Linked DNA regions of Homo sapiens: all the other regions are linked to region 3. Evidence: chromatin contacts called from ENCODE Hi-C or POLR2A ChIA-PET data. All regions are on one chromosome and are shown on one strand. Each heading gives the region's core, a stretch centred on a gene start or an enhancer-like site at or near the end of the contact. The rest is flanking DNA. Distances are from core to core; before and after follow the strand shown. Region 1 holds the start of MIR219A2HG (MIR219A2 host gene). Region 2 overlaps DNM1 (dynamin 1). Region 3 holds the start of SET (SET nuclear proto-oncogene). Region 4 holds the start of DOLPP1 (dolichyldiphosphatase 1). Region 5 holds the start of IER5L (immediate early response 5 like). Region 6 holds the start of DOLK (dolichol kinase). Region 7 holds the start of CIZ1 (CDKN1A interacting zinc finger protein 1).

Region 1 (3,274 bases), core at 31-2,530, 300 kb before region 3:
TTGTTTAGGTAGGGAGTATTGGGGTGATAAGTTAGAACAACTGCGAAACGAGTTAGCGGGCGCATTCGGCCGGCCTCTTCTTTCACCCCCGACTTCATGCGGCTTGGGCTGAGGGCGGACCACATTCGGCCCCGCCGCTGCGTGCCGGCTTCGTTCCGGCCGAAATTTGAAAGGAGGAAAAACGACGCGATCGACTGAAGGACCCTGCCGGCCGGGACTGGTCACCCGCAGAGAAGGAAGAAGGACGAGGATGCGGATGGCGGCGCTGGTGGCAGGGACCGGCGTCTCTGTGCGCGCGGGCCGGGACCGCGATCCTCGCGCTGGGGCCAGCCAGCCGCCGCCCCGAGAGGTCTCGCCCGCGCTGAGCCCTGTCCCTGGGGCCCCCGCCCCTGTTGCGCCCGGAGCTCAGCCACAGATGTCCAGCCACAATTCTCGGTTGGCCGCAGACTCGTACAAGAATTGCGTTTGGACAATCAGTGGCGAAGCCCCTGAGTTCAGGGCCCTGGTCTCCTGCGGGGTTCCCCTTCGCTCCTAAAAAGCGCCAGTCCAGGACAGCTCGGAGCTGCGCGTCGGACCACCTAGCAGGCGCTCAGCAGCGGCTGCCCATCCGGCGGTAAGGTGGACTAGCAAGCACGCGGATCCTGACCCTGTGCGGGGATCCCCATCGCCCCTGGCGTGGCTCCTTCGATCGCGGCCCGGAGTCCGCAGAGTGGCCCGCGTTGGGTCTCAGCGCCGCCCCAGGTCGAGGGGGAATCTCCTCTGTCTGGCCTGGGGAACCCCGACTCCCCTCTCCCTGCCCCCAGCCTGGGATCTCCGGGAATCCGGAAGGCAGGAGCCCCAGGCCGGGTCGCGTTTCCGAGCCCGGGGTCCGGGCTGCTGGATTCGTGGGTCCCCCGCCCCCGCCCAGCCCCGCGCACGCACCGGCTCGGGCGCTCTCCGCTTTCCTGTGGCTGAGTCGCGGCCGGGGCGCCTGCGGTGGCGGTGGCGGCGGTGGCCCGGGCGGCGGGGAGTGCTGGAATGCGCCGCCGGGTCACCTGCAGCGCCCGTGGAGCCGGACTGGGAGCCGGCGGGCTGCCGAGGCGCAAGGCTGAACCCGAGCAGGCGCCTCTGGCGGCTCGGGGCCGGGGCGGGCTTTTAGTGGGCCGCTCCAACAATACGGGCCTGGCGCGGAGAAAGGGGCTCGGCTGCAATTGGTACTGGATTTGAATAACGCCACGGGGCCATCAATGGTCATTGTGTCGGCGGGTAATGAATCTCCGCTGTCTCTCGGGCTGGCCAGGCAGCTGCAACCTGCGCTCAGGCAGCTCTTAAAGACATAGCGTGCCCCTCCCCGGGGGCCGCCTCCCCCTCTGCACCGGCCGGACCCCTCGTCCTCCCACCCCCACTCGGCACCCTCAACTCCCGATGCCCCGCCTGCTCCCTCGGCCTGACCCCTTTGCCCATCGCCCCCTCCCTTCTCCTGGGCCAGGCACCAGCATCCCGGCCCTGCTCTCCCGTGGACCTGACTCAGGCCCCGGCCTTGGCTGAGCTCTCCAAGAGCACCCAGGGCACCCCAGAGTCTTTTACGGCCCACCCCCTGTCTCCCAGCTGCATGGAAACCAAAGGCCTCTGGAGCCCCCTCCCTAGGCCCCTGCCCAGGGGCTTCCACTGGAGGGTGAGGGGGAACAGTCTGGAAGTCAGAGGGTCACCCCCTGAGAAGACCATGCTGAAGGATAAAGGAGAAGGGGGTACAGTCCCCACCCCTGGGCTGAGGATGCCATCCCTGGAGACCACACCCCACGCGGGAGCTGGAGCCTGCCCCCTCCCCCGACCAAGGACCAGAGCTTGATTCCCAGGCTCCAGCAGGCTCCTGGGTACCTCGGGGCTAGCAGCAAGGGTGGGGGGAGGGGAGCAGGTGGGTGTGAGAGGGGCGTGGAATCTGTGAATGCTTGTCTTGTCATTGTCTCTTCCATTGGACAGTCCACCCATCCAGGAGAGCAGGGGCTCTGTCCAAGGTCTAATGCGCCCCCAGCCCCACCCCCAGCCTGGTCTGGCAGAGACGGTTCTCAGTCTATTGGGTAAATACATAGCCAGCTTCTCACCCCCAAAGCCCAGCCTGTCTTTCCCAATGAACCTCACACCCTAAAGTGGGAGTGTGTGGCCATTTTTCCCATACAGCCTGCCTTCCATTCACCCCAGAGTTCTCCAAGCACCCAGAATACCCCTGCCTCTGTCCTGGCACACCAAGCTGCCTTGCTCTGAAATGCTCTCCTGTCCTCACAATCTCTGGGTGGCCTTGCCACGTGCCCGGCTGAATTGTGAATATCGGTTTGTCTGAGTCTCCTCCCTAGGACAGGAAACGGGTCCTACGGATCTTTGTGCCTCCAGGGCCTAGTACAGTGCCCTCCCCCCAACCAATCATTAAATATCTGTGGGTGGTTGCACGCATGCCCGGTGACTTTAAAATGAGCCACATAGACTTCTTGGAGTTTCTTATAAAAGTTGAAAGAATGTTGCTTGTGGGAGGTAATTCTTGCAGCCCGGGTTTTACAGGGAGGGAGTCCTGCTAACCAGATCCCAACTCCTGGGAATGCTCCATTTGGTAATAATAACAGCAAAGAGTGTATTGTGTGCCAAGCACTAAGCTCTTTGAAGGTAGTAGCTCACTGATTCCTCACAACAACCCTGGAAAGTAAGTGCTGTTATCAGCCCCATTTTACAGATGAAGAAACTGCAGAGCCCTCCTTCCTTAGGCTCCTCCCTGGAGCTTCCAGCTGGAGAGGGAGGGGGAGCATTCTGGAGGTCACAGGGTCACTCCCTGAGAAGACCATGCTGGAGGATAAGACAGAAGGCATGCAGCCCCAATCCCCAACCTCCAGAGACCGCACCCACTAGGGATCTAGAAACCCAGAGCTTTAGGACTTGCTGCACACTCTAGTTTCCAAGCCTTTATTTAGTGGGTACAGAGGGGATGGATGTAAATGCACTTAAAACGGCTAGACCCAGGAGACACTCTGTGTCACCTTATATTAATACATTATAATCCAGTCCCAGCCCACCCCAGCCTGGCATGAACACAACCAAGATGGACTGGGCAACAATAGTCTCTGATTACCAGGTGCCATGGCTGGTGTCCATAATCCCAACACTTTGGGAGGCCGAGGCTGGAGGCCAAGGCAGGAAGATTGCTTGAAGCCTGAAGTTAAATACCAGCCTGTGACAGGTGAGGTGACTCATGCCTGTAATCTCAGCACTTTGGGAGGCCGAGGCGGGCGGATCACTTGAGCCCAGGAGT
Region 2 (3,394 bases), core at 775-3,274, 440 kb before region 3:
TGGTGCGCGCCTGTAATCCCAGCTACTCAGGAGGCTGAGGCAGGAGAATCGCTTGAACCCAGGAGGAGGTTGCAATGAGCCAATACAGCACCACTGCACTCCAGCCTGGGTGACAAAGCAAGACTTTCTCAAAATAATAATAATAATAATTTCTGGATTGGGAAATTGAGGCAAATTCTAGGCACTAGAGTCAGAACCAAGACAAGGCTGAATCAGGGGAGTCTAGGGTCCTGAGAGGCACAGGGATGCGGAGCCAGGTATGTATTCAGGCCAGTCGCTTCTCTCTGTGCCTCAATATTCTGGGTACCCTTGGAGGGGCTGAGATCCTGGGGATGCCTGGAGCCTGGCTGCATGGCCTGGCCACCTGATGCCCTTGTGTTCTCCATGGCAGGCCAGCGAGACCGAGGAGAATGGCTCCGACAGCTTCATGCATTCCATGGACCCACAGCTGGAACGGCAAGTGGAGACCATCCGGAATCTTGTGGACTCATACATGGCCATTGTCAACAAGACCGTGAGGGACCTCATGCCCAAGACCATCATGCACCTCATGATTAACAATGTGCGTGCTCCACTGCATGGGGGCAGGGAAATCCTGTGGCACTGGGGATGCAGGTGGCCATGTTGGCCTGGGGGAGATGCCAACCAGCCCTATGGGACCAGGTCCAGGGAGGGAGGCACGGTCCAGACCAGAGCTGTCCAATAGAAATATCATGAGGGGCTGGGCGCGGTGGCTCACACCTGTAATCCCAGCACTTTGGGAGGCCAAGGCAGGTGGATCACGTGAGGTCAGGAGTTTAAGACCAGCCTGGCCAACATGGTGAAACCCCATCTCTACTAAAAATAGAACAATTAGCCAGGTGTGGTAGCGTGAGCCTGTAATTGCAGCTACTCGGGAGGCTGAGGCAGGAGAATCACTTGAACCCAGGAGGCGGAGGTTGCAGTGAACCGAGATCCTGCCACTGCACTCCAGCCTGGCCGACAGAGCGAGACTCCATCTCAAAAAAAAAAAAAAAGAAGAAGAAATATAATGAGGGGCTGTGCACGGTGGCTCATGCCTGTAATCCCAGCACTTTGGGAGGACAAGGCAGGAGGATCACTTGAGCCCAGGAGTTCAAGACCAGCTTGGGCAACACAGTGAGACTTTGTCTCTACACAAAAATTTTAAAGAATAGCGGGGGTTGGCCGGGCGCGGTAGTTCATGCCTGTAATCCCAGCACTTTGGGAGGCCGAGGTGCGCAGATCACCTGAAGTTGGGATTTTGAGACCAGCCTGACCAACATGGAGAAACCCCATCTCTATTAAAAATACAAAATTAGCCGGGCGTGGTGGCACATGCCTGTAATCCCAGCTACTCAGGAGGCTGAGGCAGGAGAATTGCTTGAACCCGGGAGGCGGAGGTTGCGGTGAGCTGAGATTGTGCCATTACACTCCAGCGTGGGTAACAAGAGTGAAACTCCGTCTCAAAAAAAAAAAAAAGAATAGCTGGGGTTGGTGGTAGCACGTGCCTGTAGTCCTAGCTACTGGAGAGGCTGACATTGGAAGATAACTTTGAGCCCAGGAGGTTGAGGCTACAGTGAGTGGTAATCTCCCCACTGTACTCCAGCCTGGTGAAAGAGCGAGACCCTATCTCCAGGAAGAAGAAAAAAAAAAACAACTGAGTAGACAAGAGTTCTGGTGGCATGATAGGTCCTAAGTCCCCTCCCGGTTCTGTGACCTTGGTCAGATGACTTTTCCTGTGGACCTCAGTGTCCTCATCTGAGTGAGAAAAGCGCGGTGGGGAGGTGAATCTTCCAGTCTACGCAGTGTAGGAGCCGCGTCTGAAAAGCCACACCAGCTCACAGTCCCAGCAGGGCCCGGTGGGGCGGCCAGGGCGGCACAGGCATCAGGTCCCCACCTCCTTCCCTCTTTGCCTACTCGCAGACCAAGGAGTTCATCTTCTCGGAGCTGCTGGCCAACCTGTACTCGTGTGGGGACCAGAACACGCTGATGGAGGAGTCGGCGGAGCAGGCACAGCGGCGCGACGAGATGCTGCGCATGTACCACGCACTGAAGGAGGCGCTCAGCATCATCGGCGACATCAACACGACCACCGTCAGCACGCCCATGCCCCCGCCCGTGGACGACTCCTGGCTGCAGGTGCAGAGCGTACCGGCCGGACGCAGGTACCAGGGCCGGCCCCCACGGCCCCAAAGCCCCCCAGCCCGGGGCCCGCGGGAGGAATGCCGGGACCGGGCAGTGGCGCGCCCGCGTCACCGGGGTGGCTCCCACCTGGAGCGAGGGGCGGAGCTTAGAGAGGGCGGGGCTTGTCGCGGGGCGGGGCTTGCCGTGGAGAGCTGGCTGCAAGGCTGGGTGGAGCTGGGGCGTTGGCGCCGCTGGGGGCGGGGCTTAAGCTCCGGCGACCGCCTTAGGGGTGCGGCAGGGAGGGGCTTGCGTGCATGGGCGTGGCCAGCACTGGGCTGGGGCGGGGCCTCTGGGTGGGCGGAGCTGCTCATCTCGCCTCTCCTTGTTCCTCGCTCCCTGTCGCCCTCAGGTCGCCCACGTCCAGCCCCACGCCGCAGCGCCGAGCCCCCGCCGTGCCCCCAGCCCGGCCCGGGTCGCGGGGCCCTGCTCCTGGGCCTCCGCCTGCTGGGTCCGCCCTGGGGGGGGCGCCCCCCGTGCCCTCCAGGCCGGGGGCTTCCCCTGACCCTTTCGGCCCTCCCCCTCAGGTGCCCTCGCGCCCCAACCGCGCCCCGCCCGGGGTCCCCAGGTGAGTAGGGGCTGAATGCGGCTGGAGAGGCTGCCGGACGGGCGTGGCCGGGAGGGAAATGGGGCTGGATTCCAGAGCATCGGACCTGGCCGCCAGAACCGGCCGTTTCTATCCCAGGCAATCGGACTCTGGGTGCCGGAGCCACGCCACGTGTGGCCGAGGGCTGGCGGAGCCTGCCCCCGAGGGAGCGCTGAGTCCCGGAGGTGGTCGTTTCTGGGGAGGGGGCTGTGGGGCTCGTCCCACCTGCCCCCTTCTTTCCAGCACTTGCATGGCGCTTCCCTCTATTTTCACTCTTGGCGGCCGCCCACACGTTGCATTCCTCCTCCTTTCTTCTTCTTGCTGTCCTCCATCCTCCATTCCGTCCAATTCCTCTCCCAGCCCCTGGGGAGCCTACCTTAGGTCTGACTCTGAACCCCGATCTGCTCTGAGTGTGTGGATTTCCTTCAGCTACCCTGATGTCCCCACTTCCCAGCCCTGACTCCTTTGAGCCATCCCAGGGGGTGTCCAGCCACTGGCCCACAGGAGCAGAGGCCAGGCTGTGACTGTGTGACTAGAAAGGTGTGTGATGTGTGTGTGGGCGTGCACACGAGTGTGAGAGTGTAAGCATGGCACCCAGGCCCGGGCTAGGACAGGAGCAGCTGGGGA
Region 3 (3,180 bases), core at 681-3,180:
AAGATGCTGCTTGAGCTTTAAGAGCTGATAGTGGGCCGAGCTCAGTGGCTCATGCCTGTAATCTCAGCACTTTGGGAGGCAGAGGCAGGTGGATCACCTGAGGTCAGGAGTTTGAGACCAGTCTGGCCAACATGGTGAAAACCTGTCTCTACCAAAAAATACAAAAATTAGCAGGGCGTGGTGACTCACATCTGTAATCCTAGCAACTCAGGATGCTGAGGCAGGAGAATCACTTGAACCCGGGAGGCGGAGGTTGCAGTGAGCTGAGATGGCACCACTGCACTCCAGCCTGGAAGACAGAATGAGACTTGGTCCCCTCCCCCACCAAAAAAAAAAAAAAAAAAAAAGAGCCAATGGTAAAGTGTGAGTTCTGGAAGGCAGAATTCCAACCCCAAGTTCTGGTTAAAAATGTCCAAAGAGAGATTTCAGGTATTTTTTTGTTTTTGTTTTAGAGATAGGGTCTTGCTCTGTCACTCAGGCTTCAGTGCAGTGGCTGCATTGGGGCTCATTGAAGCCTGGAATTCCTGGGCCCAAGCGATCCTCCTGCCTTGGCCTCCCAAAGTGTTGGGATAACAGGAGTGAGCTATTGCATGGCCAGGATTTGAAATTGGCCAGCGTATCACTAAAATCAACAAATGGTACTGGCCGGGCGCAGTGGCTCCCGCCTGTAATCCCAGCACTTTGGGAGGACGAGGTGAGTGGATCACCCCAGGTCAGTAGACCAGCCTGGCCAAGGTGGTGAAACTCCATCTCTACTAAAAATACAAAAATTAGCCGGGCATGGTGGCACGTGCCTGTAGCCCCAGCTACTCGGGAGGCCGAGGCAGGAGAATTGCTTGAACCCGAGAGGCAGAGCTTGCAGTGAGCCAAGATTGCGCCACTGCACTCCAGCCTGGGGGACAGAGCAAGACTCCCGTCTCAAAACAAACAAACAAATGCTACTAATCAGGGTTTTTCTGGCTTTTTATGGTTCATGTCTTGGGGTGCTGGAGGGACAGAATGTGGGGCATCCGCATTACTTGAAAAGTATTATTTAAACAAAATGCTTTGGCCCTCCTTAGTGGTTCAGAACTTTGCCTCTCAAGTAGAACTTGTTGGCCCCTTTCATCTCTATGAACAGAACACCGCCTATCGCTTGGGGCTGTTGTGAGGCCTCGGTGAGATAACCGTGCCATGCGCTGCTGAAACTGGCACTTAACGCTCAGTATGATTCTTGCGGGCGCTGGGCACCGCGGACTAATGTGGTACCTCCCTGCCTTCACAGGACTTCGAGTTTAATGTGGCTTCAGTGTCGTAACCTTTATCATTTCATAACAGAAACGGGTTCAGAGAGGAAGGGTGACTTGCTCAAGGGTACAAGCTTGCTGGGCAGGGCTTGGACTAAAACCCAGGAATGGCCCTGCGCGCGGATTACACAGCCTGGGGCTTCGCACACGAGCCCGAGTTTGAGTCCGATCGGCAGTTCCCCATCTGGCATCCAGAATGGGGTGCCCCCTGCTTTCTCCACGAAGTGGAAGGCGCCGAGAGGCCGGGCGGAATTCGGGGCCCCCATACGAGGCCGGGCCTGCACTTTCGGGGTGGTGGGCGCCCCGCTCCCGGTGCCCCGCGGAGCAGGGAAGCCGCTCGCTCACCACGTGACGCGCCGGCCGGGGGCACCCGCGCCTCCGTGCGACGCCCCGCCCACCGGCCTGCCGCGCGCCAGTGTCCTGGGTCGGGCCGGAGAGGGGAGAGCGGGGGAGGGGACGCGGCGCGGGGGGCGGCCGTGCGTCGCCGCGCGCCTTCCTCCCACCTCTCGCCGGGCCCTGTGTCTCCGCGCCGCGACTCCGCCCCCTCATCCCGCCGCCCAGGCCAATGGCGCCGCGGCGCGAGCCTCCCCGGCCGGAGGCGGAGCATCCGCGCGGGGCCTGGCGCGCCTGCGCCCTGCGCCCGCCCCTCGCCGTAGGAGGAGGTGGAGGAGGAGGCGGCTCGGGAGAGCGAGCAGCGAGCTGGCTGGATCGCCGAGCGCGAGTGAGGGAGCCGAGCCGCCCGCCGCCGCCGCCTCCGCCTCCCCTCCGCGAACAGGAGCCCGGGCCGGGGCCCGGCACGCCGCCCCAGCCCGTCCCTCGGCGTCAGGCCGCGAGGGTAGCGCGCGCGAGCGAGCGAGGGGGAGGGAGAGCGAGCGAGCGCCGGGAGGAGGCGGCCGGACCGAGCGGGCGCCCGCGCGTGTGGCGTGAGGGGAAGCCGCTTGCCCGCCCCCTTCGCCTTCCCTTCTCTCCCCCTCCCCGCTCCCCCCCCGACCGCGGAGCAGCACCATGTCGGCGCCGGCGGCCAAAGTCAGTAAAAAGGAGCTCAACTCCAACCACGACGGGGCCGACGAGACCTCAGGTGAGAGCAGCGAGCCCGGGGGCCGGCCCGCGCCGCCATCTTCGCCGCCCGCCCCGGCCCGCAGGCCGCCGGCGGGGCCCGGGGCGCGCGCGGGGGGCGCCGGGCGGGGGGGCGCGGCGCGGCCGGGCGGGGGCCCGCGGACTCGGCGCCCTTTTTTGTGCGCGGCTGGGCTGGGGGCCTGGGTGGCCCGCGCCGCGGCGGCCGCGCTGCGAGGCGGGGGCGCTGCGGCCTGCTCGGCGCGGGCGGAGGAGACCCCCCCTTCCTCTCCCCCCTCCCTCGCTCTCCTCCCCCTCCCTCCCTCCCGAGAAGCCTCTCTTTATTGTGCTCCGCCATGATGCCTCGCTCCCATCAGCCGCCGCCGCCGCCACATGGTGCGGCCGGACGCGGCCCCGCGCCCGACCTCCCGCGCGGTTCCGCTTCGCGCCCGGCCCGCGGCGGCGCCCCCGGCACCCCCGCCCAGAGGCTGGCCCCGGCGGGGCTTCTGCCTGGAGCTCGGGTGGGGTGGGGGCGCGGGGAACACGCGGGCGGCCGCGCGCTGGGCCTTGGCCGGCCGGGAGGATGCTCTGGCCAGCCCGGGCGCACTCCCCACGTGGGGCGGCCGCCCCGTCGCGCCAGCGTGCGGAGAAACCTGGCGCCGCGACCAGTGTATCGGGGGTCTTGGAAATGGCTAAGAAAGCTGGCCTCTGCCTAGGAGGCTCTCGGCAGGGGGGCTGCCAATCCGGGATGGTTACCGGAAATGAACCGCGCGATCTGGCCCTTTCACACCCACTTAGCTTTGTAGGGGGTTTGTAGTCTTTACAGGACAAAAGGGCACCT
Region 4 (3,436 bases), core at 335-2,834, 390 kb after region 3:
ACTGTGGAAACCTGTAAGCCGAGGAGACACCTGAACCAGATTGGGCCGGGCAAAGTAGGGCAGGAGAGGCAGTACATCCCACGCAGCAAAACAGCACATGGTGGCCAGGGGCGGTGGCTCACACCTGTAATCCCAGCACTTTGGGAGGCCGAGGTGGGCGGATCACGAGGTCAGGAGATCAAGACCATCCTGACCAACACGGTGAAACCCCGTCTCTACGAAAAGTACGAAAATTAGCCGGGCGTGCCACTGCACTCCAGCCTGGGCAACAGAGCGAGACTCCGTCTCAAAAAAAAAAAAAAAAAATTAGCTGGGCATGGCGGCTCACGCTTGTAATCTCAGCATTTTGGGAGCCGAGGCAGGTGGATCACCTGAGGCCAGGAGTTCGAGACCAGCCTGCCCAACATGGTAAGACCCGGTCTCTACTAAAAATGCAAAAATTAGCCGGATGCGGTGGTGCGCGCCTGTAGTCACAGCTACTCGGGAGGCTGAGACAGGAGAATCACTTGGACCCAGGAGGCTGAGCAAGATCGTTCCACTGCACTCCAGCCTGGGCCTCAGAGCAAGACCCTGTCTCAAAAAACAAACAAACAGACAAAAACAGCACATGCTAGCGGCAGGAGACAAGAGGCTGAGCCCTCCCAGCCCACCTTACCTGCACTGTAATCCAATCCAGCCAGAGACAGAGTCGGGTAGGAGAGGTGAAGGCGGGTGGGAAGGTGTGGCTGTTCACGCAGGAATGTCTTGGGAAAACTGAGGGGTAGGTGGAAAACCGACTTCTTGTTTGAAATGCTCCCAAGACGCCTCATTAAGTAGCATAGACGTGACTGAATCAATAAATCTTTATTAAATGAATGAAAGGAGGAAGGAGTCCTTAACTGTAGCTAAGCTTCCACTCTTAAGTATCAATTAAGCTTCTCTGTTCAGTCCAGCGTTTAGGGCGCCTACTGCGCGCCCCGCCCCACACACTTTTGACAAAAAGGTCGCCTGCTCTGTGTGACTTGCCCTTTCGCCGGCCAGTATGGGGCAGAGGGAAATAAGCCCCCTCTGCTCTCTGGTCTCAGTTTACTCGTAACTGAAAGTGGGTCGGTTCAAACCCCCTGGAGCTGAGGTTGCCTCTCCTCTTCGAGCACGCGCTATCGGACGCGCAGGTCCCCAAGACCGCGGATCGGCAGGGGGTACCAGGGAAGCCTTCATTCAGGGCGCAGGTCCCAGCCGAACCAAAGCTCCCACCAAAGTTCAACACGCCCCCAAAGCCAGCGCCTGATTGGCCCGCCCTGCCCACAAGCTGAGGCAGCCTCACCTTCTGATTGGCTGTTATGCTCCCTGTTCGGTGCTGGAACCCTCCCCTTCTCTGATTGGCCAGATGCCTACCTGCGCTCGCCCCAGATTGGGCGCCAGCTGGGGCGGCTCGTTGGCTCCCAGGGGCCCCGCTCTCTGATTCGCCGCTCGGGCCAGCCCCCACGGCCTGCACGCTGAATGGCTGCGCCGCTACCTATATTGGCCTCCGATTGGGTGCACGGCGCCTCCCCGGCGTGATAGGTCAGGACCACCGCCCCCCTGGCTCCCCATTGGCTGCTCGAAGAAGCCCGGTCTCCGGGTAAGATGGCAGCGGACGGACAGTGCTCGCTCCCCGCTTCATGGCGGCCGGTGACCCTCACCCACGTCGAATATCCTGCAGGTAAAAGGCGGTCCCGGCTCCAAGGACGCCTTCCCAGGGACGGCCTCTCAGTCCCGGGCGCTCCGGCCTGCTCGAGCCCGCGGAGGGGGCGCCGGGGGACCGGGGTGGGAACTGTCAAATAGTGAACCACGGAGGGGCTCGGCCGGCGCGCGCGCCGCGCAGGCGCAGTGGTGCGAGGATGAGCTGGGCGAAATTGTGAGGCGCTCGCTCGCGCACTCTGCGGCTGCGCGGCCAGGGCGCTCCCCCGGGTCCCGGGGCGCCGGTGGGCTGAAATGGGTTGAGGATCTGTGTGAGGCGAGAAAAGATCCCTGGCCTGGACCTTGGCCCTTCTTCCCCGCCCTCCCCTGTCCCAGAGAGGCCGCACTCCTGTTCCAGCGTGCAGGGAGTGTCTTGTTTCCTTCGAACAGTGCTTTGGGCTGCTTGTAAGAGAAAGAGCTCCCCGTTGCTGGGAGTGTGCAAGCCGAAGCCAGGCTTTTGAGTACTTGTGGTGCCACGCCCTGAGCAGGGCACGATTCCACAACAGAGAGGACCCGATGAGGGGGCGGGCAGCCTCCGGGAACTTGACTTCTGTTGCTTCCCATCAGACACACCTCTCGAAGTGCAGGGCTTTCCAGTTGAGAGGTCCATTAGCGGCGTTCTGGAGGCTGTCTAGTAAGAGTGGCGCAGAGCCTGGGCGTGGGGGTCAGACCCATCTGGGCTCCAGTTGAGGCTGAGGCCTTGTGCAGGTGCCTGCCTCTGCTTAAGTTAATTCATCTCTAAAGTGGGACTGATTACAGTGCTTACCTTCTGGTGATGGTATGAGCATCAAATAGCAGGAGGCACAAGAAGGGCTGAGTACAGTGCCCGGCATGCAGTAAGCGTTCAGTAAATACCTGCAGTTAATGTTATCCCACCTTGCAAGACCCTCCCTGGGTAAGATGGTTGAGTGCCAGGGAAGGCTGGAGCCCCTCATTGAGCCCTGGTTGCCTGGGAAGGGCCTGCTCATGCTGCTGTCTTGCGAGATGTGAGAACCTGGGTCCGCTGAGGGCACCAGGACTGAATGCCAAAGAACGTTGACGCTGGTGTTCTGGGTTGTACTGGGGGTGGTATGGCCCTGCCAGGTCCTGGGCCCTGCCTGCCTGCCTGTCTACCATTCATTCATCCATTCATTCATTCAGTCAATATCCACTGAACACTTCTGAGTGCTAGGCCCTGGGCTAGCTCTGGTTTTTAGAATGCTTAACAGGCCTGAAATATCCCTGCATTCCTGCACTATGAAAACCAGCTGCTTTATAAGAGGAAAGCCAAAGCCTGGAGGTGGGGAAAGACTTGCTAAGGCCTCTGCACCTTCACAGCTTCCCCTCCTGGCCTCAGAGTAGCTTCTTGGAGTGCTCACAATCCAACAAGCCAGAAGGAACCTGGCAGGCAGTTGTGTGCAGCATGATACAGGCTGTGATGGACCTGGCTGAGCCTGGAGCATCTGGTGAGGTCTAGTCCCCTATTAATGCTTCCATGGTTCCCTGCACTTCTCCGTCACACCCCTCTTCACACCGTCACTTGCTTACTTCATTCATTCAACAGTTTTTGAGCCCAGTTAAGAGCCAGGCCCTGTGCTGGGCTTGGGGGATAGAGTGGGATATAAAGAGACCCTGTCTCTACTCCCAGATGCTGTCCTGATATCTACATTAGTGGATCATGAACTGAGTCTGGATGGCAGATTCTCCCGTCAGACCTCAAGCTCTGCACTAGCAGGGACATATGTGTCTTTTTTTTTGC
Region 5 (3,161 bases), core at 542-3,041, 490 kb after region 3:
GCGGCCAGGGCGCCCTGCCTCGCCCCCGGCTGCCCGGCACCTCCTCCGGGCAGCAGCCCTCCCTCACGTGGTAGGCTCCTCGCTAAACACCACTGCAATCACTACAATAAAAAGAAAAAAAGGAGTAGGAGAAACACAAAGCATACTTAAATAGGCGCTTTTTCTCTCTGCAAAAATAAAGTCCAAGATTTTAGATTTCTTTTTTTTTTATTTTACAATTTATAAAACATCAGCCGCCTGCCCCCGCTCGCCCCCAGCTCAGCCCCGAGTGGCCCGGCGCCCGCTCGTTCCCTCCTCTCGCCCCTTTGCCGAGTCTTTGTCTGGCCCCAGCCCCGCGGGGCCCCGGGTCCCTGTGCCCTCGGGGGTCCCTAGAAGGCGACAATGGCTCGAGTCCAGGCGCCGAGGCTGGCGAGCGCCTGCTTGGCGCACAGCTGCCCGTTGAGCGGCGGCGGCTGCTCCGAGGAGTCCGGCTGTCGGCTCACCAGCCCCGAGAAGCCGGAGCCAAAGATGGAGATCAAGTTTGAGATGTTGGACGCGTCCGGGGACGAGTCCGGGCAGAAGTCCTCGAAGCGGGCGCGCTTGCAGGGGGCGAACGGGGCGCCCCCGGGGGGCTCGGCCCCCAGCCCGCCCGCATCCTCCTCGTCGTCTTCCTCCTCCTCCTGGCCAGGGTAATACTTGCGCTTGCAGCCGGCGGCGGACGCCAGGCCCGGTCCCGGAGCGCCCTGGCCACAGCAGGGGCAGTGGGCGGAGGCGCAGCAGTCCTGGTGCAAGTAGCCGTTCTCCACCGTGGTCACCACGTGAGTGTCTAGGTCCAGCACGGTGGTCTGGCTGCTGCAGTGCAAGCCGAAGTCCGAAGGGGTAGGGTATGCGCCCCGGTAGAAGCCGGGGGAGGAGGCGGGGGCCGGGGAGGCGGGCGGAGAAGCGGCGGCGGCCGGAGGGGCGGCCCCTGGGGGCGCGGAGCAGGCGGCCGGGGCGCGAGGGTCCCGCGGGCAGAGCGCAGCGGGCGCGGGCGGCGGCAGCGGCAGCGGCAGCGGCGCAGGACCCGGCTGCAGAGGCTCCAAGGGCTGCCCGCGGTGGGGCGCGCCGTGCGGCGGCTGGAGCGCGGCGCACCCGGGCAGCTCCGAGAGCGCCCCCGCGCCGCCCGCGGGCGCTCCGGCCGCCGCCGCCGCCGCGCAGCCCCTGGGCGCCGGGTGCTGGTGCTGGTGCAGCTGCTGCTGGAGGTGCAGCTGGTGGAGCTGGTGGAGCTGGTGCAGCTGGTGCCGGGCGGCCGGCTCGCGCGCCTCCGCGTCCCCGCCGCCGCCAAGTTGGAGCGGGCCGAAGTCGGCCGCGCTGGCCGGCATGCCCGGCGCCGCGTACGCTAGGTGCTGGTGCTGGTGGTGGGGCGGCTGCTGCTGTTGCTGCTGCTGCTGGCGCCGGTAGAGCTCGGCGTAGCGCTCGCTCAGGTAGAGCTGGCGCGCGTTGCGGAGCACGTAGGACACCAGGAGGTTCTTGTGCAGCTTGATGCCGCCGCGCTGGGTTCGGGAGCTGTGGATCTTGCGCAGGGAGATGCTGATCAGGCTCTGGGCGTCCAGGGCGCACTCCATGCTCCCGCGGAGACGGCGGCGGAGCAGCCGCCGCCGCTGCTGCTGTTAACGCTTCTGCTGTTTCTGCCTCCAGCCGGCCGCCGGGGCGCGCCGGGCAGGGGTAACGGAGTCCGGGTCAGAGGTTCGGCTGCGCTCCGAAAGGAGCCGCCACCATGCGCCGCGCGCCACCCGCGGGCTCGCGCTCCCCAGACGGCGCCAAAGCAATGAGTCTCGGCCGGCCCCGGCCCCAGCTATTTAGCCGGGTGCCCGGGCCCCGCCCCACATGAGAAGAGCCAATAGGAGCTCTGAGAGTCTCCTGAGTGACAGGCGCAGCCCGCCCCGGGGCTACTCGGCTGGCCAATCAGACCAAGGCGGTTCCTTTGTGCTATTCAAATACCGAACGGACCCCGGGCCTCCAACGCCGCTGCTGCCTCGAATGTTCTCCTGGGGCTGCCGCGCCGCGCGGGACTCGGAGCCGCCGGGGCCGCAGTCTGCAGCATAGGTCGCCTGGCAGCGGCCACGTTGAAGCCCGCGGCTGCCCTCGCCTTAGGTCCCGGGAGCCGGGGGTCGGCTCACCTGAGTGCTGCGGCGACGGCTCCTCCCCTTTCCGCACGGCTGGGCCTCACCTGCGGCAGGTGCGCGCCGCTCATCGCTCCCCCAGCGGCGCGGCGCCTCCACCTGCGCACCTGTCGCCCCCCCGAGTGACCCGCGGGAGTCAAGGCCTCTCTACAGGAGGCTGGTGGAGCCGCCGGCTTGACACTGGGGAACATCAAAGGAGCGAGGTTTTGGGGGTACCCTCTACCGCAGAGAATGTAGGGCCTGACTCCTTGACTTTTTGGTCGAGGGGCCTCTGGGAATGCTTGCGGAAGGGAAGTCCTCCCCATTTGTCTGACAGGAAAAACCAAAACATCGTGAATTTTGACCTTCTCTGATGGAGAGAGTTCCGAGGCCAGGCATGACCCAGGGAGTGTGTGGACCTCGCGACCAGCTGAGGCTCAAAAGCGTCCTGGGAGCCGAAACGCTGAGTGCCCTAATCACCAGCTCTGTAACCTTTCCTTTCGTGCCTAACTAATAATAATGACAATAGGGACTATTATTATGGGCCTAATATGGGGCAGGCCCTTCCCAGCAACTCCCCAATGCCTCACTCTAACGTTTGTAGAGGAGGGGCCTGAGGCTCGGAGGAGTGGAGTGACTTGGGGAACCACACAGTTCCCAGGGGGCGGAGCTAGGAGCTGGGACAGGACCCTGCGCTCGAGACGGGAGGTGAATACCAAAGGCCCGGGGACTCACCGACTTAACTTCTGTTGACACAGCTTTCCTTCTTATCCTGAACCCTTCAGGTCCCAGCTGGGGACTGAGACAGTGGGAGAAGAGAGGGACAGGATTGCTGATTCCTGGGGGCGCTCTATCTGGACCAAGAGGCCTGAAGGGGGCTGGTTGCTGCTCCCAGGGGTTTCAAAGGTGCCTGGGGTGGGGGCTGCCCAGACAGCTCTGGAGGCTCTTGGAAATGGTCTGGAGGTTTGCCTGAGGAGGGTCCATGAGTGGATCCCTGAAGGATGAACGAGGTCTGCAGAGTCTCCCAGAGATAGGTGGACC
Region 6 (3,324 bases), core at 670-3,169, 260 kb after region 3:
CAGCTAGGCCATCAGCAATATCAGGAGGTAGAGAGGCAGAAGGAGATTGTCTATCTGTGTAGTGTATGCTTCCAGGAGGGACACAGTGCTGATGGACCCCAAAATCCAAGCATAACTGTAGTTTAGGTCCACTCCACTGTCAAAGATTAAGATCAGAGCTACAGAAATGATCTGCGCAAATATAGATGTCATGGTCCCCTCAAAAGTCTTTTTGGTTCCAGGCCAGCGGATCTCCCCCATGGTGCTACCGAAGATGGAGGCCACAGTATCACCCACACCCACAGCCAGGACACCGGCATAGGGGACGAGGGCCCTGGCTCCTCCCAGGCTACCCTTCTGTGTGCAGGGTCTGGGGATCAGCCAGATGGGAAGAGACATGCCCAGGAGCAGGTAGATGTGTGTCAGAATGAGTGGTCCACTGTCTCGTTCATCCAGAAAAAGGGACAGGAAGCTCCGTAGAGTGTGACCCAAAGGCTTGATGCGGAAGTAGCGCACATACTCCAGGAAGATGAAGACCGCCAGGCATACAGTGGCGGCTACATAGAGCAGTGGCCGGTCAAAGATGATACCTGGGATGTAGGTGGCTACCACAATGAGGTGGAAATACTTTCGGGCGATGGTGGGGGCCTGGTGCTTCTTGGACTCGGAAGATGACCGCTTGGCATTCTGGTACAGCACCACCAGGCAGGCCAAGGTGGCCAGCAGAGACCAATAGGCTAGGAGGTAGATGCGGGTGTCTGTCTGGAAGAGAAACTGAAGAAGCCAGAGCAGGGGATTCCTGCGGATGAGCCGGTGCAGCCAGGGTAGGACCACACCAAGGCTCAGCACACAGGTCATGAGGTGGAAGAAGATGGAGGAGGCCCAGGTGCCTGAGTCCATGAAGACAAACAGAGTGCTGAAGAAAATGCCCATGAGTACCATCCCTACTACCACCACCAGCAGGAAGAAGTCCACTGGGTCCCCCTGACTTTCCACCAGTGTCAGAGAGCGCTTGATGAGCTGGTTGAGGACAAAGCTAATGCCACCCAATACCAGCAGTGCCTCACCAGGGGTGAAGCAGCGGGGCAGCAGGTACAGCAGGATCATGTTGAGATAAACGAAGATCAGAAGGACTTCCAGGACTTCGATCACCTCCCCCACGCTCAACGAGTGCTTCATGATATAAATGATAACACCTCCAGCCAAGCCCAAGATGACACAAGTGTTGGTTGGCACTGGGCGAGTGATGCCGAGCGCCAACACTGATGAGAAGAGGGCCACTGCCATGCCAGTGGCTGCCACCACAATGCCAAAACGCTCAAAGAACGGGTTCCCAGCAGTCTGGCACCGCTCCTTCATGACTAGTCCAAGCAAAGGCATGACCATGGAGGCGGGCAATAGGCCACTGTTTGCGGACATTCGGAACTGGAAGACGGCGCTTCCCTGCTGTAGCAGCCGGTCCCACTTGTATTGGACGTAGAAGGCCTGCACTGCGAGGGCCACGGCGCACCACGAGTATCGGTCCCATACGGTTGCGTGGATGCTCAGCACCACTGCAAACACTACTGCCGCCTCTGCCAGCACCGATCCACTCAGCGGAGCCCCAGGCCCCGGGGCCGGAGATGGGCACTCTCGGGTCATATCTCTAGACCTGGGGCTTCACGGAGGCCGGGGCGACTACGGACGCCCTAGACTTCGGGCCCCTCAGCCCCGTCAAGCAGAGGGAGGCACTTTCACCCGGCCAGCAACCTTCTCCCTCCGTTCTCCAGCAGCGAGGAGGGAACTCCACCGCAGGTCACTTCTGCGGCCTGGGAGCTGGCGCCCGGCCACCCCCCACAGCCTCCAACCTACGGCGTAGACGTCGCCACTCTGCAGCCTTCCTCACAGTTACAGCCGCCCCCGCTGCCGGCTCCTCACCTCTTTGGGCCTCGCCATCTTGGCACCGCCCCGCGGCAACGTCACGTGACGAAATCCCCGCCCACGCTCCGGGTCCGGGGGCGAGCGGTCACGTGGGCATGGCGTCTGGGGGCGGGGTTAGGGCGAGCGGGCGCGCGAAGATGGCGGCGGCCGCCGGCGGGCCGTGTGTGAGGTGCGGAGCGGGTCGAATGGACCGGGGTGGCTGTGAAGCGCGGTGTCAAAGCCGAGCGGAAGCGGGGCGGGAATTGGAGGCGGGATGTGGCGACAGTGGCAGGGCCAACCCCGGCTGGATGGACGGGCACCGAGACGGGAGGCGGTTACGTCCAAACGGTCCCCGCGCGCGGGGATCTGAAGAGTCTTCTTCAGGAGGGGGGCCGGCTCTTCACCCCTTCCCTCCGCGCTCGGCCTCCCATCTCCTCACCCAGGGCCCTTTGCCTTCCTCCTCTCTCACCTCCGACGCGTCTCTTGGCGCCCCACCCGCGCTTCCTTCTCCGGCCGTGACGCTCCCTCGAGCCACGGGGAGCTTTGCGGTCTCCTGGGGTACCCCCCACCCACGTCCCTGCTGCAGGCTCCCAGTGTCCTGCCCCGGCGTCGAGTGCGCCCTGCTGGCTCCCCGACCTCTCCCGCGATCTGTTCTTGTTAGGATTTTGTTTCGCGTTGAGCGGAGCCACGCTTGCGGCTTCTGTCCTCTCCGCGCCTCGTATCGTTCTTTTCTTGCACTGAATCAAGTCAGCCAGCATGTCCAAATCCTCCAAGAGATTTCAGGGATTGAACTAGGCTTTAGGGACAAGAAGATGAAATATTATATACGAAAACTACAATTCTGACAAAGTGCTTTCTAGCGTCAGACCCTGGTGGAGCGCTTCCCAGGAGTTATCTCATTCAATTCTCGCAACTCCGAGAGGCGCCTTCTATTTCACAGATGACTCAGAAGTCCGGCTCAGAGCTAGCCAAGTGATAAAGAGAGCCTTCAAGCTGAAGTCTGCGTACCTCCAGTGCTATAACCAGACCACCACGCCTCCTTCTGTCTTCCACATTGCAGCTCGAAGGTCTTCGTTCTTCCCACCACCCTCCCTCAAAGTTAAACATCCCCGTCTCTTATCCTTCCCTGTGCCAGCAGTGTTTTCCCCACTTTTTTTTTTTTTTTTTTTTTTTTTTTTTTTTGAGACGGAGTCTCGCTCTGTCGCCCAGGCTGGAGTGCAATGGCACGATCTCGGCTCACTGCAAGCTCTGTCTCCCGGGTTCATGCCATTCTCCTGCCTCAGCCTCCCAAGTAGCTGGGGATACAGGCACCCGCCACAACGCCTGGCTAATTTTTTGTATTTTCAGTAGAGACAGGGTTTCACTGTGTTAGCCAGGATGGTCTCGATCTTCTGACCTCATGATCCGCCCGCCTCGACCTCCCAAAGTGCTGGGATTACAGGCATG
Region 7 (3,525 bases), core at 259-2,758, 500 kb before region 3:
TCTGAATGTGAGTGAAGTGTGCTGAGTATTGCCCAAAGAGCCAGCACCATGGCCAAGGACACACCTCTGCAATCAGACAGATCTGCATTCAAATTAGCAGCTTAGGGACTTTCACCTCCTGGAGCCTTAGTGTCCTCATGAGTGAACTAGGATGCCAAGAATAGCTCCCTCTCAGGGTGGCTGTGTGGAGTTGAGATTTAGAGCAATGCGCTGCTAGGGAGCTACCACTAAAAGAGACTGAGAAGAGGCCTGGGGCCATCCATACCTTGCAACTGCTGTAAAAGCAAAGCTCTCTGCAGCATGGAGCCGTTGAGGAGGGAGGCTGAGTTGGTGCCCTGGAGATTCAGAAGCGGCTGCTGTGGCTGCTGCGGGGGGAGCCCCCTGTGTGTTGGGAGGGGGTGTCAGAGGGTTATTTGGAAAGTCAGACCTTCCTTCTTCCCCAAGGCTTCTCACCTCCATTCTCTGCCCCACTCTGTGGTAGACAGAGGACCCCTTGGGGCTGGAATTGGTGATCTCCAGGACTCAAACGGGGATGGCACTGGGAAAAAGGATGGGGATCGGGAGCTCCGAGACATGGGTCTGAGTAGCAAGGCTGAAGCCATCGCGCCCGAGAGGGGAACTCACCGGCTGACAGCCATGGGCAACGGGGCCTGTGGTGGGGACTGCTGGAGCAGCTGCTGGAGCTGCAGTAACTGCTGCTGCTGCAATTGCTGCTGCTGGAGCTGCTGCTGCTGTAACTGCTGGAGCTGCTGCTGCTGTTGCTGGAGCTGCTGCTGCTGCTGCTGGCTGAACATGGTGGCTAGGGGCAGAAAGCAGAGTGAGGCAAGGGGTCCCCACCATAAGTCAGGCCTGCTCCCCTCCCATCCACCGCCACTCCCCGCAGCCACAGCCCGCAGAGACTGCTGAGGAGCTTCACAGCTGCATTCCCAGTCCTGCCAAGAGCCTGCCACACTCGCTTGGCCCATCCTTCCAAGTTACCTCCAGTCCTGCTAGGGGCAAGATTCAACCACCCTCCTGCCAATGCCCCCCAGACACTGCCAACAGCCCCTCCTTCAAGTCCCTCCATCTCTCCATTTCTGGCGGCTCCATCCTCCCACCCTCAGCCTCAGCCTCTCTCTGCGCCCATCACTTCCTCACTCACAGCCCCTTTTCAATACCGCAACCCTCTCTGGGCCCCCGGGTGTCAATAACATCGGCACCCGTCCAACCCGGTCACCGTGGTCCTGAGCTCCGTGGGACGGCTTCTCTCCACCACCGCCACCTCCTCGCGCCCCACTCCGCCCGCTCCCACCCCGCCAGCCGCCTCCTCCGCAGACACAGCCAGCTCGCAGGCGGAGCCCCACGACCCAGCCGCCCCCGGCCCCGCACCTCGCCTCCCCGCGCGCCCTCAACGCTCAAGTCGCCCCCACGGATGGGCCGGCCCCGCAGCCCCCACGCCTCGGCCGGGCGGCTCCGGCCCGCGGGCTCCCGGCCTCCCCGCTGCTACTCCGGGGCCTGTGGGCTCGTAAGGCCCAAATGCGGGCGGGGCCGGCCGGGGCAGCGCCCTCTGGGGGACGGGAGGTCCAGGCGCCTCCGGCCGCGCCACCCGAGCCCGCCCAGTGCACAAGTCACGCTGGGGGGCGGCTGCGGGGCGCTAGCAGGTGCGAGGGGGTCCTGGGCGGCTCATACCCTCTGTCCCGCGTCCTCCGCATCGCGAAGGGGAGGCTCGGAGACCAAGGTCCGTCTGCCGCCCGGAAGGGTCAGCCATCCCGCGGGGCATCGAGGGGGACTTCCTTCCTGTTCCCAACCCACCTCCCTGCGGCCGCCGCGGTCCTGCGATCCTGGGGCCCCGCGCGGGGCTGCGGTGAGAGGGGGCGCGCAGTTGGCGGATGTACATTCATTCGAGGGACCCAGGCCAGGCGAGAGGGCGGCCAAGGTCTTACAGTCCGTCAGGAGTTTGCCCACGGAGGGGTGGAGGGAGAGTCCCCCTCCAAGTCTTTTCTCAGTAGATTTGGCTAAGGAAGGAGTAGGTGAGGAGGGTCGAGGCCAATTATCAAAAAATAGCCCTAGGGGCCGGGCGCTTCCGCCTGTAATCTCAGTACTCTGGGAGGCCGAGGCTGGAGGATCAAGACCAGCCTGGGCAAAATGGCGAAATCCCTCTCTACAAAAAATACAAACATTAGCCAGGGTGGTGGCGGGCGTCTGTAGTCCCAGCTACTCGGGAGGCTAAGGCAAGAGGATCACTTGAGCCCGGGAGGCACAGGCTGCAGTGAGCTGAGATCGCGCCACTGCACTCCAGCCTGAGCGACAGAGCAAGAGCTGTCAAAAAAAAAAAAGTAAAAATTTTAAAAAGAAAAGGAGAGGAAAACAGAGCCCTGCTCCCTTATCCTGCACCTAAAATGGTCCTGCCCCCAAGAACCCCCTTAACAACCGCTGTATCCCCCCATCCCCGCGCCGTAACAATCCTTGGCTACTAAGTAGTAATTCTTTTATTTATTTTTTATTTATTTATATTTTTGAGACGGAGTCTCACTCTGTCGCCCAGGCTGAAGTGCAGTGGCACGATCTGGGCTCACCGCAACCTCCGCCTCCTGGGTTCAAGTGGTCCTCCCGCCTCAGCTTCCAGAATACCTGGGACTACAGGCGCGGGCCACCACGCCCGGCTAATTTTTGTATTTTTAATAGAGACGGGGCTTCACCATGTTGGTCAGGCTAGTCTCGAACTCCTGACCTCAAGTGATTCGCCTGCCTTGGCCTCCCAAAGTGCTGGGATTACAGGGGTGAGCCACCTCTCCTGGACTAAGTAGCAATTCCGGCTCCCTTTTCTGTGGCTCCCTGCCTTGTGCGTGTCACAGCCTGGGCGACTCCTCGCCCTGCCTTCCGCGCCGACGTTGGGCGGGCAGGGCGCGCGGGGGCACTGGCGGCGCGCAGACCCGGGCAGGCGGAGCGCGTTGACGGAGGGCGCTCGGGCAGCAGAATTCGCGCGTCCATAAATCACTGCAGTCATGTGACGAGCGCCGCTCCAAAGCTCTGGACTGGCTCTGCGGCAGATGGGCGGCGGCTGAGGAGCCTAACTCAACCTGGACTAGTCGTGGAAGAGCTAGGACTTAGAGGCGCGAAAGTGACTCAGCGAGGCCGGAGCGCAGGGTGGCGTCCAGGGCCCCGGGGACGTCGGCGCCTATGGGTGAACAGGCAGCCTGGAGGGTGGGGACTTCGAATGCTGGGCTGAGAAGTAGGCTTTATCCTCTAAGGGTAGGGAGCACTGGAGAAGGGTGTGAACCTCATGAGTGACAGCATCAAATCTGCCAATTAGAAAACCCGCTCCCGTGAAAACCAAGACAGAAGCAGTGAGGAGAGAGGGGCGAGTCAAGACTGCCCAGGCTCTACTGGGCACAGCGGCTCACCCCTGTAATCCCAGCACTTTGTGGGGGGTCCAGGCAAGTGGATCACTTAAGGTCAGGAGTTCGACACCAGCCTGGCCAACATGGTAAAACTACGTGTCTACTAAAAATACAAAAAAAATTAGCCGGATGTGGTGGCGGGCGC

Evidence for each region. Hi-C counts contacts between places; a loop is a spot of excess contacts on that map. ChIA-PET counts read pairs that join two places held with the same protein, here RNA polymerase II (POLR2A). Pooled maps may share reads with other maps.
Region 1: POLR2A ChIA-PET joins it to region 3 with 10 read pairs in WTC11. The contact joins the promoter of MIR219A2HG here to the promoter of SET in region 3. A Hi-C loop is called at or near these places in 1 of 50 pooled maps. POLR2A ChIA-PET finds 5 or more read pairs at or near these places in 2 of 52 experiments (BJ and WTC11).
Region 2: a loop to region 3 is called in a map of K562, with 2.6 times the contacts of the local background. The contact joins the enhancer-like site here to the promoter of SET in region 3. A Hi-C loop is called at or near these places in 1 of 168 maps with a recorded cell type or tissue (K562) and 6 of 50 pooled maps. POLR2A ChIA-PET finds 5 or more read pairs at or near these places in 2 of 52 experiments (K562 and OCI-LY7).
Region 4: a loop to region 3 is called in a pooled map, with 10 times the contacts of the local background. The contact joins the promoter of DOLPP1 here to the promoter of SET in region 3. A Hi-C loop is called at or near these places in 4 of 37 single-sample maps with no recorded cell type and 10 of 50 pooled maps. POLR2A ChIA-PET finds 5 or more read pairs at or near these places in 4 of 52 experiments (CD8-positive, alpha-beta memory T cell, GM10248, HEK293T and 1 more).
Region 5: a pooled map shows a loop between it and region 3 (9-fold over the local background). The contact joins the promoter of IER5L here to the promoter of SET in region 3. A Hi-C loop is called at or near these places in 5 of 50 pooled maps. POLR2A ChIA-PET finds 5 or more read pairs at or near these places in 2 of 52 experiments (OCI-LY7 and activated B cell).
Region 6: a loop to region 3 is called in a map of heart right ventricle, with 2.3 times the contacts of the local background. The contact joins the promoter of DOLK here to the promoter of SET in region 3. A Hi-C loop is called at or near these places in 3 of 168 maps with a recorded cell type or tissue (B cell, heart right ventricle and naive thymus-derived CD4-positive, alpha-beta T cell), 7 of 37 single-sample maps with no recorded cell type and 16 of 50 pooled maps. POLR2A ChIA-PET finds 5 or more read pairs at or near these places in 7 of 52 experiments (A549, B cell, HCT116 and 4 more).
Region 7: a loop to region 3 is called in a map of K562, with 5 times the contacts of the local background. The contact joins the promoter of CIZ1 here to the promoter of SET in region 3. A Hi-C loop is called at or near these places in 1 of 168 maps with a recorded cell type or tissue (K562) and 6 of 50 pooled maps. POLR2A ChIA-PET finds 5 or more read pairs at or near these places in 1 of 52 experiments (Caco-2).

What each region holds. Positions count from the first base shown.
Region 1 is chr9:128,392,221-128,395,494 of GRCh38, forward strand. It overlaps MIR219A2HG (MIR219A2 host gene), which reads right to left and starts at 1,281. Exons shown (of 1, transcript NR_186569.1): 1 at 1-1,281. MIR219A2 (microRNA 219a-2) reads right to left here and starts at 494; the gene lies at 398-494. MIR219B (microRNA 219b) reads left to right here and starts at 401; the gene lies at 401-488. RefSeq lists an enhancer at 814-1,519.
Region 2 is chr9:128,248,192-128,251,585 of GRCh38, forward strand. It overlaps DNM1 (dynamin 1), which reads left to right. Exons shown (of 22, transcript NM_004408.4): 19 at 392-562; 20 at 1,924-2,165; 21 at 2,534-2,749. Among named protein-coding and RNA genes, the nearest start is that of MIR3154, 4.9 kb to the left of the region's middle. RefSeq lists an enhancer at 1,796-1,935 and silencers at 2,106-2,605, 2,616-2,705. Within about 2 kb of position 2,025, at least 9 of the 41 ENCODE cell types and tissues checked have a DNase peak (open chromatin) inside an H3K27ac peak, as active enhancers do.
Region 3 is chr9:128,687,292-128,690,471 of GRCh38, forward strand. SET (SET nuclear proto-oncogene) reads left to right here and starts at 1,931. Exons shown (of 8, transcript NM_003011.4): 1 at 1,931-2,364. The coding sequence starts at 2,292. RefSeq lists an enhancer at 228-1,104 and silencers at 1,391-2,300, 2,681-2,800.
Region 4 is chr9:129,079,527-129,082,962 of GRCh38, forward strand. It overlaps DOLPP1 (dolichyldiphosphatase 1), which reads left to right and starts at 1,585. Exons shown (of 8, transcript NM_020438.5): 1 at 1,585-1,681. The coding sequence starts at 1,606. RefSeq lists a silencer at 1,283-2,012.
Region 5 is chr9:129,176,470-129,179,630 of GRCh38, forward strand. It overlaps IER5L (immediate early response 5 like), which reads right to left and starts at 1,792. Exons shown (of 1, transcript NM_203434.3): 1 at 1-1,792. The coding sequence starts at 1,583. The coding sequence ends at 369. RefSeq lists silencers at 1-96, 1,047-1,386, 1,617-1,996 and enhancers at 1,721-2,015, 1,753-2,676, 2,677-3,161.
Region 6 is chr9:128,945,684-128,949,007 of GRCh38, forward strand. It overlaps DOLK (dolichol kinase), which reads right to left and starts at 1,920. Exons shown (of 1, transcript NM_014908.4): 1 at 1-1,920. The coding sequence starts at 1,620. The coding sequence ends at 4. It overlaps NUP188 (nucleoporin 188), which reads left to right and starts at 2,016. Exons shown (of 44, transcript NM_015354.3): 1 at 2,016-2,068. The coding sequence starts at 2,037. RefSeq lists enhancers at 680-1,242, 1,243-1,804, 1,666-1,735, 1,805-2,366, 2,086-2,135.
Region 7 is chr9:128,190,064-128,193,588 of GRCh38, forward strand. CIZ1 (CDKN1A interacting zinc finger protein 1) reads right to left here and starts at 1,509. Exons shown (of 17, transcript NM_001131016.2): 1 at 1,369-1,509; 2 at 625-799; 3 at 266-381. The coding sequence starts at 794. RefSeq lists silencers at 1,265-1,704, 1,492-1,659 and enhancers at 2,547-3,062, 3,063-3,525.